Regions from separate parts of the Homo sapiens genome. Here region 2 is linked to region 1. The links are chromatin loops, found by intact Hi-C in ENCODE. Cell type or tissue: endothelial cell of umbilical vein. All regions are shown on one strand. Each heading gives the region's core, and the rest is flanking DNA. Links, peaks and the distances in the headings are about the cores only. Region 1 overlaps LCP2 (lymphocyte cytosolic protein 2). Region 2 has its middle 6.0 kb from the start of FOXI1.

Evidence for each region. Peaks named below come from ENCODE experiments on the same cell type or tissue, not always from the same donor. Only the 100,000 strongest peaks of a DNase experiment are listed, where the experiment ranks them.
Region 2: it touches region 1 in a loop (4-fold over the local background); 4 of 110 quality-filtered maps call a loop at or near these places.

The regions. Positions count from the first base shown.
Region 1 is chr5:170,265,049-170,270,426 of GRCh38, forward strand. It overlaps LCP2 (lymphocyte cytosolic protein 2), which reads right to left. Exons shown (of 21, transcript NM_005565.5): 8 at 3,337-3,434; 9 at 1,961-2,027; 10 at 1,760-1,843. Among named protein-coding and RNA genes, the nearest start is that of LCP2, 30 kb to the right of the region's middle. In endothelial cell of umbilical vein, for the core only: a CTCF peak has its summit at 2,997 (motif pointing right); a DNase peak (open chromatin) is centred at 3,013; H3K27me3 peaks cover 1,475 bases.
Region 2 is chr5:170,097,185-170,102,562 of GRCh38, forward strand. No RefSeq gene overlaps it. Among named protein-coding and RNA genes, the nearest start is that of FOXI1, 6.0 kb to the right of the region's middle. In endothelial cell of umbilical vein, for the core only: a CTCF peak has its summit at 3,347 (motif pointing right); DNase peaks (open chromatin) are centred at 967 and 3,357.

The DNA.
Region 1 (5,378 bases), core at 310-5,309:
ATGATCTCAGCTCACTGCAAGCTCTGCCTCCCAGGTTCACGCCATTCTCCTGCCTCAGCCTCTTGAGTAGCTGGGACTGCAGGTGCCCACCACCATGCCTGGTTAATTTTTTGTATTTTTAATAGAGACGGGGTTTCACCGTGTTAGCCAGGATGGTCTCCATCTCCTGACGTTGTGATCTGCCCGCCTCAGCCTCCCAAAGTGCTGGGATTACAGGCATGAGCCACCATGCCCAGCAAAATTTGCCAATTTTTGCATATTCTCTGAGCATGTTAAAAGTCTCAGGTGGGGTGTAAACATTTTAAGAAGACAGTAATCCTTCCAAAACATCACAGAAAACGGACTAATTCAAGGGTAAAACAGAAATTGTCAGAAAAGTGTGTCATTTAAAAATGCTTTTAAATATAGAAAAAAAGAATATTTTAAAAGAATAACTTTTGTGTCAGGAGGTGATTGCGAAGGATTTGATGTCAGTGTTCCACTTTTCTGATGTCTCGGCTCGTGGTAGTGAGCAGGGTTGGAATCTGAAGTCAAATCTATCTTCATTTCCATGTAATTATACAGCTCTCTACAGCAGACAATTCCAAGCCAAACCAGCCAGCACAGCTTTGCATGACACAGCAGAGCTGTGATGTAGTTCGGGGAAAGAGCAGCGAGCAGCAGCCTCATATCCAAGAACTGAAAGTCATTTTGTTGACAGACAAAAAGGGATTGAGGCCACAGAAAGCTAAATGCCTTGCTCAGAGCATAGCCAAGAAAGGGGTGGGGGCAGCTGGGATTCTGGGCTCCTTTCCGTTCAGTTGCAGAGTTCCTTCCTCAGACTCATGTAGTTCACAGCAAGTTAAAACCCAGGGTCCTCAACTGCAGCCTGATATGGTGGAAAAGAGCCCCCACTTAGAAGTCAGAAAGACAAGTGTTCGAATTTAGGCAAATTTAGGCAAATTATTCAACTTCTTTGACCCTTAATTTTATCATCTGAGAAGTGAGGTTAAAAATGCACCTCCTTTGTTGAGTTGCTGTGAGGATTAGAGATACTGTAGGTGTATTTGTGGTAGGTAGAGCACTTGCCCCATAGCAGTTGCTCAATAAATGGTAGCTAAGAATTGAATTGAAAATAGCTGCACGTGAAGGTAACTGCAATCCAAGAATATTCTGCGTAAATTGTGAAGAAAAAGCACTGTGGTATACCCAATGTTTGGTCAATTGCATACCTAAAACAAAAACATCCCTGACATTTGAATAGCACCTTAGGGATTTATAAAGCATTTTCTATGTACAGAACATCCACCTTACAGATTAGGAGACTGAGCTCTGAAAAACTAACATCCCTGTGGTCTGTGAGCTATTAAGTAGCAGGCAAGGCAGCAGACAACAGCTCCCCCAACCCTTTTGTCTCAATTCAGGTCCTCTCTCTGTACCCTAAAGCCTCTTGGCTGAAGGACAATGGGATTTGTATACACAGATCATCCACATCACATAGAGAAGCAGCACAGCCCCCAGAAGCTGCAAGCAGGAGCTTTCTAATGAGGCTGATATGGGCTTTGGTCGCTACTCCCAACACTTGGTAGCTGTGTGATCTTGGGAAGGTACCTCTTTGTGTCTCCGTTTCCTTATCTGTAAAATGAGGATGATTCTACTAGTCTCCACTTCCTAGTATTGTGGCCATAGTTAAATGAGATGGTACATGTGAAACGTATGCAGGAAGCACTTTATAACAGCTTATCATTATTACTATGCATTAAATGTGAATCATACCCACCTAGTGTGAAGGGTTCTCTATCAAACGGAGCTAATGAACGATCTAGGGGAGGTTTCGTGCTTCTGTCTATTGAAGGAGCAGGGACTGGAAGGGGAAAAGGCTGACATCAATTAAAAGAAGAAAGCAGTCGGCTGGGGGTTGGGCGGGGCTAGGGGAGTGCCTGGTGGGAACAGGGCAAGAGAGAGCAGCCCTTGTACTCACGCTTTGCCGTTTTGTGGTTTCTGCTTCTGCTGGGTTCTTCGTGGTTGGTCTGGGGTGGGGGCAGTGGCTGCATAAAGATCCAAACGTTAGGAAGCACTTCCAATACATCAGCAAGAGCCGGCACTCCCAAAACCTGTCTGGATCTGCTCACTTTTCCTCATCTTCATGTTCTGCCTACAAACATCCATGTCCATTTCTTCACTGAACTACCGCAGTAGCCTCCTATCTGAGCTCCCTGTTCTAGACTCTGCCACGCAAGCTCTTTTCTGCAGGCAGCAGAGTGAGCATGTCACTTTCCTGCTAAGCCTCCTATCACATTAGAAACAAAATTGAAACTCGTTAATGTCCTGCGAGGCCCTGCCTGAGCTGGCCCATGTCTGCCCTCTCAACTCTTTCCTGTGATCCCTTCTCAGTACTCATGGGGTCCCTACCATAGAATCTTCTTGCAGTTCCTGGAAAATCTCAAGGTTATGCCCTCTTTGGCATCCCTACACTTGTTTCCTTCTGCCTAGAACGTTCTTCTCCCGGCTCTTCCCACAACTGGCTCATTCTGTCCCAGGTCCTTGTCACCTCCCCCCCCCATACCGTCATGTTACCTGGTCTTCCGTCCCCCGAACCACACATAACTACTCAAATGATCTCTTTCAGACATCTGTCTACCGTCTGATAACTAGCCCTAGTTGAGTTTTATGAAAGCAGGGACCTTATTTATCTTGTTCACACTTTATCCCCAACGCCTAGAACTCTGCTTGGCACATAGTAGCTGCTCAGACAATATTTGCTGATTAAATAAGTGAATCCTGCATCTCAAAAGAAGGTCTTCAAATCTCAAAAGCAATATACATCTGTAGATAAACTTGTGAAGGGAACACATTCCTAACTATCAAGTCCTTAGTCTGAGCTTCTCAGGGTCACTCTGGGAACTTATCAGATTCACAAGGACCGGGCTGTATGCTCGAAGAAGGAGAAAACGGGGTTTGCTACCTCTGTCTCCTCCGGTCTGAAGGCTCCTGTCCTTGGAATTTCAGGTGTCGGCCAGAAGGTGGCGCAAGTCTTTTTGCAGGAGAGAGGAAGGCTCGGTACCCAGGCAACACCAGTAGGTGCCACGGACTTAATTCGGTTCTCTTTGGGTTTATTTTACAGTTTTCACTTCTCTCAAATAGTGGGAAGTAAATAAAAACCACCAGTATTTTACCCCAAAAAAGAAACACGTGTGAATGCTTGGGTTTGCCTTTCCCCAGCCGAGGGAAAAGATTATAATCTTTTCTTACAAAATTAGAATGAGATAAAGATGTTTATAGTTTTATTTTTCTCTCTGGCGGAGGAAATAACTGCAGTGGACACCAAGTACTGTAAAAGAACGGGAGGAGGCCTACCGAGTGATTCCGGCCGGCTGGTGGGGGCGGGAGGGCGGCCATCGGTCTCTGGGGGGGCACAGGAGGCTGCTGGGGGGTTTTCCCAGAGGGGGGCCGGTCTGTGGAAACACAAGGTTATTAAAGTGAAAGGGGAGTATCGGCCAAGCTCAGGGGTCTCCAGGAACAGATATGCAGCTCGGGGCACCGGGGGTGCATGATCCTTGACCCCCAGGCCCACATGAGCCCCAGCCACGGGGAGACCCAGCCTGGATCTCACCCACCCCTCCCTGCCCATTTTTTCTGTCCTAGTTTGTGTCACTCTCCTTATACACAGGCTCAGCTTTCTTTGCATTTCACAGGAATAGGTATTTATCAGAGATTTTGCCAATCAAGAAAGGCCTCTTTGTAACCAGCTCAGCCAGAACTGGAAGGGAGGATTTTCAGACAATTTTGTAAGAAGTAAACATACGCATACCTCTGTATGCAGACACACAGATATACACATGTGCACACATGCATGCACACACATGCATATATATGCACACACCTGCATACACAGAGACACGAGTGCACACAGACACACACACATGCCAAAAATCTCACAGGCACACCCAGCTGCCTGTGCAGGGTGAAGTCAGCTCTCACTGCCATAGGGATCTTGTTCTGTCTGCCCTTCCTTCCCCTCTCCAGTGTCCTGGGCTATCTCCTCCCTGACACTTCCTCATTTTGCTCATCTCTTCCCATAAAGGGAGGAGCTGATCACCAACTTCTGTTACCAGACCACAGACTCTTAAGTGGAAGCTAGATTTGCCTCGAGCAGAAACTCACATTATCTGGGCAGAAACTCACATTATCCACATCTCCACGGAAGTGTCCCTAGGCCAGGTTGACAGGCTGGCAATTTCCTACCCCTTTGACAGGGAAAGGCCAGGACAAGACCATCAAGCAAGAGGGGTGAGTGGGTAGGGCCTCCTTACGCTTTGTGCCCTGGGTGCCTCTCTTGCCCGACTCTAGTCCCAGCCTTGGGGAGGTGCAGCTCTTCCACAGGGAAAAGGGTAGGAGCAAGGCCCAGCCTGATCTAATTCCACCCTGCTCCACCCGCACTGGCCATCTCTCAGCTTCTCTAATAGGCCATGCTCCTTTGAGCCTCAGGGCCTTTGCACAGCCATTTCTACTGCTCCAAATGTTCTTCCCTTACCACATCCATTTCCACTTGGCCAACTTGTATTTATCCTTTAACCTTGGTTTAATATCACAGCTTAAAGATACACCCTCAGGCAAACGCTCCAGCCTCATCTGTGCTTGTCTTCGTGCCTCTGTATCACGGTTTCACCAAGTAACCTCATGGCTCATTTGTTGGAGGGTGCGTCACCTGCCAGACTGTCAGTCCCTTGGCGAGGGCTGTCTTATTCACTCTGTATCTTAATGACTGGCACACACAAGGCACTCAACAACTGACTCATCCATTGCTTTTCCGGACCTCCACTTCCCTGTATATGAAACAGACTTGATCATGGTTGTCCTTATTACACAGATGTTTAAAAACCACCATGAGATATTGAGACAGCATTTTGTGAAAGGGCTTTAAAATGGAAATGGGTTATACCGCATAAAGGATTAAATGGTATTCGTTTTTTGTGGTACTGACCTTCAATTTTCAGCGTACTCTCTGAAAGTATATTATTTAAGAATATATTTGTTTATTTTCTGTCAACACCACTACTAGAATGTAAGCCCCAGGAGGCAGGGGCTATTTCTTCTTTCCTGATCATTTCTAAGCACTGAGAATGGGGCCTGGGCTCCCAGCAGATCAACAATGTTTGTTGAATGAATGGAGAGAGAAGTGGGCTAAAAGGACAGATAGACAATAAAAATCGTAAACACCATCTAATATTTTTTAAAGTTATAGTCAAACCCTACTCAATATCTTCATGTTTATTCTAGCATAATAATGCCATGTAACTATAATTTGGTCAAAAGATGGGGAGGAACAGGAAAGTACTCTTGGAGTACCTGAGTAAACTGCAGAATGAGTTGAAACTGCCAAATAGCCTTAGGTGGTA
Region 2 (5,378 bases), core at 265-5,264, 170 kb before region 1:
GACAGAGCACAGGAAAGGCAAGAGTTGAAACCCACCCAATACACAGAGCAGGTACTATTCTGGAAGACTTTAATCATGGTTTATCAAATATCATATGCTTAGAAGTTTATAATAATTAACCCATATAATAGTAAGGGTTAATAACTCAAACCCTTATAGTTAGCACATTTAACCATGTTGTTTTTCTTAGATTGCACTCTTTATGTTTCTGGTGAGAAAATCCTTGAGAGTTGCATACACAGTTATTTTATGACTGTTTATGAAATTGGGAAAAGTAGATTTTATGAAATGCATGCCCCTATGACAGACCTCCAAAATTCATTTTGATCTTTAAAAGTTTAAAATTAAAAATAGAAAGCATATTTGGTGTTAAATGTGTAGAAAATCTAACAGTAATTACAAAAAGTGCAAACCAATGAACATTTGGAAAAATCAATCGGCTTCTATGAATTGTCCCTGCTTGGCGTTCAACTTTGAGCACATTTACAAGTGAATAGGTGTGATTCCTATGATCTTGGGAACTGCCTACAGGGCTGGTCACACGGAAATCCACCCAGCTGGACATGGGGCAGCGCAGTCGACTGTGGTTCACAGAGATGGCCTCCCACGTCCAGTGAATAGAGACCCATGAGATAGCCACCACTGTGGTCCTGATTTCCACAGGACAAAGCAAAGTGAAGAGAACAGCACACAGCCGTTTCCCTCCCTCACAAATGAACTAAGAACTTAAAATTTGCTCCTAGCATTGTCCAAAGCCTGGGAGAAAATATTGCCTCTGCCCTCAGGGTTACTCCAGATCTAGTTGTGAAGTCAGGCAAGAAACTGATGATAGCAGCAAAATGAAACCCACTACAGGCCCGAAGGGTGTTCAGAGTAGGGAGGAAATGCGGAGAGTGGCCTGGAAACCAGGAGGAAGGCTTTTGGGGAAGTGGCGTTTCAGCAGGCATTGAAGATAAGCGAGAGTCCTCCAGGAAGCGGAGGGGGCAGGGCACTCCTGACAAAGGATGTCCTGCAAGGGGCCAGGCAGGGACCGGAGCACCAGGGAGAAGTTCACGCAGCCACGACCTGGGGGGTGCAGAGGGTGGATGGGAGACTGATAGGAGAGGTCCAGCTGGGTCTTAGTGCATAAGGGTCTGGAATGCCATGCGGAGAAGCTGGCACATTGACAGGCAGCACCTATGAGCACCTACTGTGTGCCAGACACTGTCATTAGCAAGCTACACTTAACACCTTCTGAAAGCTCACAACCACCCTCTGAAGTATAGACTGTCGTTCTTCCCAATTTATAGGTGAGGACACAGGCACAGAATGGGCACAGACACTTCTCCCAAGTCACACAGCTCGGAAGTGGTGGAACAGGGACTTCCCGCTGCAGGCTCTGAGGAGAAGGCAATCAAGCGGCATGTTTCCAAGGGATAACTCTGGGGACAGAACCTGGATCCCCATATCACTTGGTTTCTAAGCTGGCTATGCATTGGAGCCCCTGTCAGGCCTCACCTGGGCCTCACAAGTCAGAATCTTGGAGGCCTGGGTCCAGGAGAGTGTGTTTTAATAAGCTCCAAAGGCGGGGCCTGCTGGGCAGGTCCTTCAAAACCACTCAGCTCTGCCTCCCATTTGCCAGACAAAGAAACTGAGACCCAGAGGGGCACCACAGCCCACCAAAGCCTTCGTGAGTTGAGGACAAAGTAATGGTGCCCGGCCTAGAGACACTGTCCCCAGCCAGCATTCTTCACCCAGAGCGGGGAGAGGGAGGGGGAAGAGGGGAGGGAGGAGGAGCTCTTTATGGAGCAGACACCTTCTCTAGGTATAGGATGAAGGCCACTGGTGGTGTGGGAGGGGACCTTTAGGGCATGGAATCACAGCCACACACAACATTGAATCCCACTGTATTAGTTACTTATGGCTGCTGTAACAAATTACCACTAATTGAGTGGCTTAAAACAAGACAGATGTATTCTCTTACTGTTCTTGAGTTCAGAAGTTTAAAATAAGATGAGGTGAAAATCAAGGTGTTGGCAGGGCTTGCTGTTTCTGAAGGTTCTGGGAAGAATCTGTTTCCTTGGCTCTTCTGACTCCTAAAGGCTATAAGGCATTCAGCTTTCCTTGGCTTGTGGCCACATCACTCATCAGCTTTCTCTCTTACAGCTCATTGTCTGTCATTAAATCTCCCTCTGTTTCCCTCTAATAAGGAGAGTTATGATGACATTGGGCCCACTTGGATAATGCAGAATAACCTCTCCAACTGGTCATGGATTTAATCACTTCTGTAAAGTGTCTTTTACCTTGGAAGATGACCTATTGGCAGATTCTGGGGATTTGGACTGAAGTCTTTGGAGAGGGAGGGGCTCATTACTCTACCTACCACTCTCATGATCAGAACATCTCTTCTTTTCCAATTTTGTTTCAATCCTTTTGCCTTCTCCAAAAAGAAAGTCTCGGTTCTTGGTCAGAGTGTTTTGGCACCTTGCTAATACTTGCTGACCTCATGTTTGAGCAGAGTGAGCACACTCAGGCCAGAGCCTTCAGCAGACAACTGATGCCACCTCAGTGTCCTCATCTATGAAATGGGGACAATTACAATCCGGGCCTCCTAGGGTTGCTGTGGGGGCTGAATGAGATAACACAGGTAAGGTACTCAGGCTGTGCCCGTGACACTGTAAGCACTAAATAAATACTAACTTCTTATTTTATTTATAGCAAGTGATCCTGACGACTGATGATCCATTTCCAGAACTTATAAGGAATCTATCTTTAAAACAATTTCACTAAGTAAAAATCAGAAACAGAGCAAGAAAGCCCATGAGAACTTTTAAGTATGGTACACCAAAACTTCAGGTACCACACAGAGATGGCAAACACCACAAGCAAAGGGAGCCTCAGCTTGTGTGGCTGTCACTGTCTCCTGAACACCAGCCCAGAACTGGTACTGGGAAGACAGCCTGGTATTTGCTGAATAAATGAAGGAATGAATTACAGCCGTGCATGGTTTCAGAAGCATTTCCTATAGTACCTCATCCAGTCCCTGCAGCAGCTGTTTTCCATAAGCGCAAACAGACTCAGAGATTAAACATCAAGGCACTCAGAAAATACAGCTGGAGGAGTCTGATTCTGACTCAGGTCAGTCTGCCTGCTGCTGGGCTGCCTTCTAAGACACCTTTCCCCATTCCCAACCCAGCTCTCACTATTCCCACTGCAGCAGGAGTAAGGTCTTTTTCTCTAAGCGACTGTTTCTCCCGGGAACCTGACACTGAAATCTCTCTGTCTCCTGTCCTTAAAGGAACCGAGAGAAGACTCTTGCCTGCCCTGAAATTTCACCCAAGCCCTGCAATCTACTTCCCGCTTTTAAAGAGACGGCCGCCAGAGGGGGGTATTGATCTACATTTCTTCAGACAAGCACATCAGAAGCCAAAAAGCCGCAGAGCACCAAGACCACCTTCAGCCTGGCTAATGCCTCAGCCAGCCAGACTTCCACAAAGCCCATGCTCAGCATGAAGAAGCCATCCCCATGTCAGCCCCAAATACCCCAAGACATGACTCTCGTGAACCCTGTTGCCCAGGCAGGACAGACGAGGGCTCATTGCCGCTCACAGAGAGCCATCATAGATAGTAGGTAGTACTGCAATTTTTATCCCCATTTTACAGGTTAGGAACCTGGTGCAGAGAGTTAAGCTAGAGGCCAACTGGTCCCTAATCCCCTGATTCCCCGCCTCAGACAACTTTGTACTGTGCTAGGCTCCTGGGAATCCTGGAACTTAGAAACTATTTGTGTATTATGTGGAGAGGGGGGAAAGAATCCATGAAGCCAAGCCTCTAATCAAATGTGAATTTGGGGGAGGTATGTAGGGTCCAAGAGCTGGGGATGTTGTAGCCCCAGCTGGTGAACCACCAGCATCTCCCATCACCTCGGACTCCCGAGTCCCTAATGAGAGCTAACTGTATTGAGCAGGTACGATACTGTACAGTAAAGCCTGACATGAAGCGCCCAGAGCAGCACCAGGAAGTACTTGGTTTTACCGATGAGAAAACTAAGGTCCAAAACAAATGGTTGCTGTCTAAGGTATGACAGTGCCTAAGGAGTAGAGACAGGGTCGAGACCCAGAAAGTTTGGTTCCAGGGCCGGAGCTCCTTGCTCCTGGCACTGCCTGCGTGATACAGTTCCAGCCACAGTGGAGCAGCAGCCAGGCTGGCTCCCACCTGCCTCCTTCATCTCGGTGGCTGGTCATCCTCTCTGTACCTGCTTCCTCAAAGTTCAACAGGGAAACTGAATCCTTACCACACTGTGGTCCTACATGAGTTCATGTTTGTGAAAATGCACATCACCTCCTACCAGACAGGTGAACTGAGATCTGACTTCTAAAAGAGTATGATTCTCCACCCTTGAAAGTCAAGGCCAGAAGTGGCAGTGCTGGTTGATCACAGTCAGGCTGGGGGCCTGTGTACAGTTACCCTTTCTGCAGGACTTGAGTCAGCATTGGCTTCTGGACCCAGCAATATCCACAGCTGACTGCTGGGACATGTCCTCGGGGGCATGGCTCCCAGATGGCAGGATTTTCCCAAGGGGAAAGCAAATGGTTGAACGTTGCTTGGAGGAGGCTATGATGCCAGGCCTCCTGCCCAGAACCCTCTCCCGTGTCAATATCTGGCCTCAGGTACCCTTGCATTCATCATCATCCTCATGATCTGCAGCTTTTGCAGATCATGGGCTCCACATTTTACTTACACATTTATATTACTTTTTCCTTCCAAATCCACATGAGACGGATTCTAGTTTCATCCTCACTTTATTGATAAACAAACGGAGGCCTTGTAAGATTAAGAAACTTGGCCAAGATCACAAGGCTACCAAAGAGCGAAGCTGGGATTTGAACCCAGTTCTATGCAATCCTCAGGCCCACGTGTTCCATGTTTTACTGCTTTGTCCCAAATGTCACAATTTGGGGTTCAGAATATACAGAATATATGGTCTTTCATGTCCAAGAAGGCCTCCCTCTGGACTGTAGTATGCAAACTGCATCCCAAGCATTCCCTAGGCAGGCTCAGGCCCTCACACACCCAACTCTTACTCTTATTTTTTATTTATTATTCTATTATTATTTCCCTGAAGCTGGGCAGAGCGCATCTTCTCAGGTTTGAATTTTCACTTCTAGAAATTTCAAAAAGTTTAAAATAATTTCATTCACAAAATGACCCTAGTTGTTAGAGACATTTGATTCTTTTCCCGGAGGCCCTAGGATGGTCAAGGCGGGCTGCAGGACCATAACTCTCAAACCTCACTGCGGGGTGGGAACAGCTAGCTCCTGTTGTCCACCCCAAGGGCTATAGCCAGTGTTCCTACAAATCTGGAATGAAGGGTCCTCTGGGATGCTTTGGACACCCTG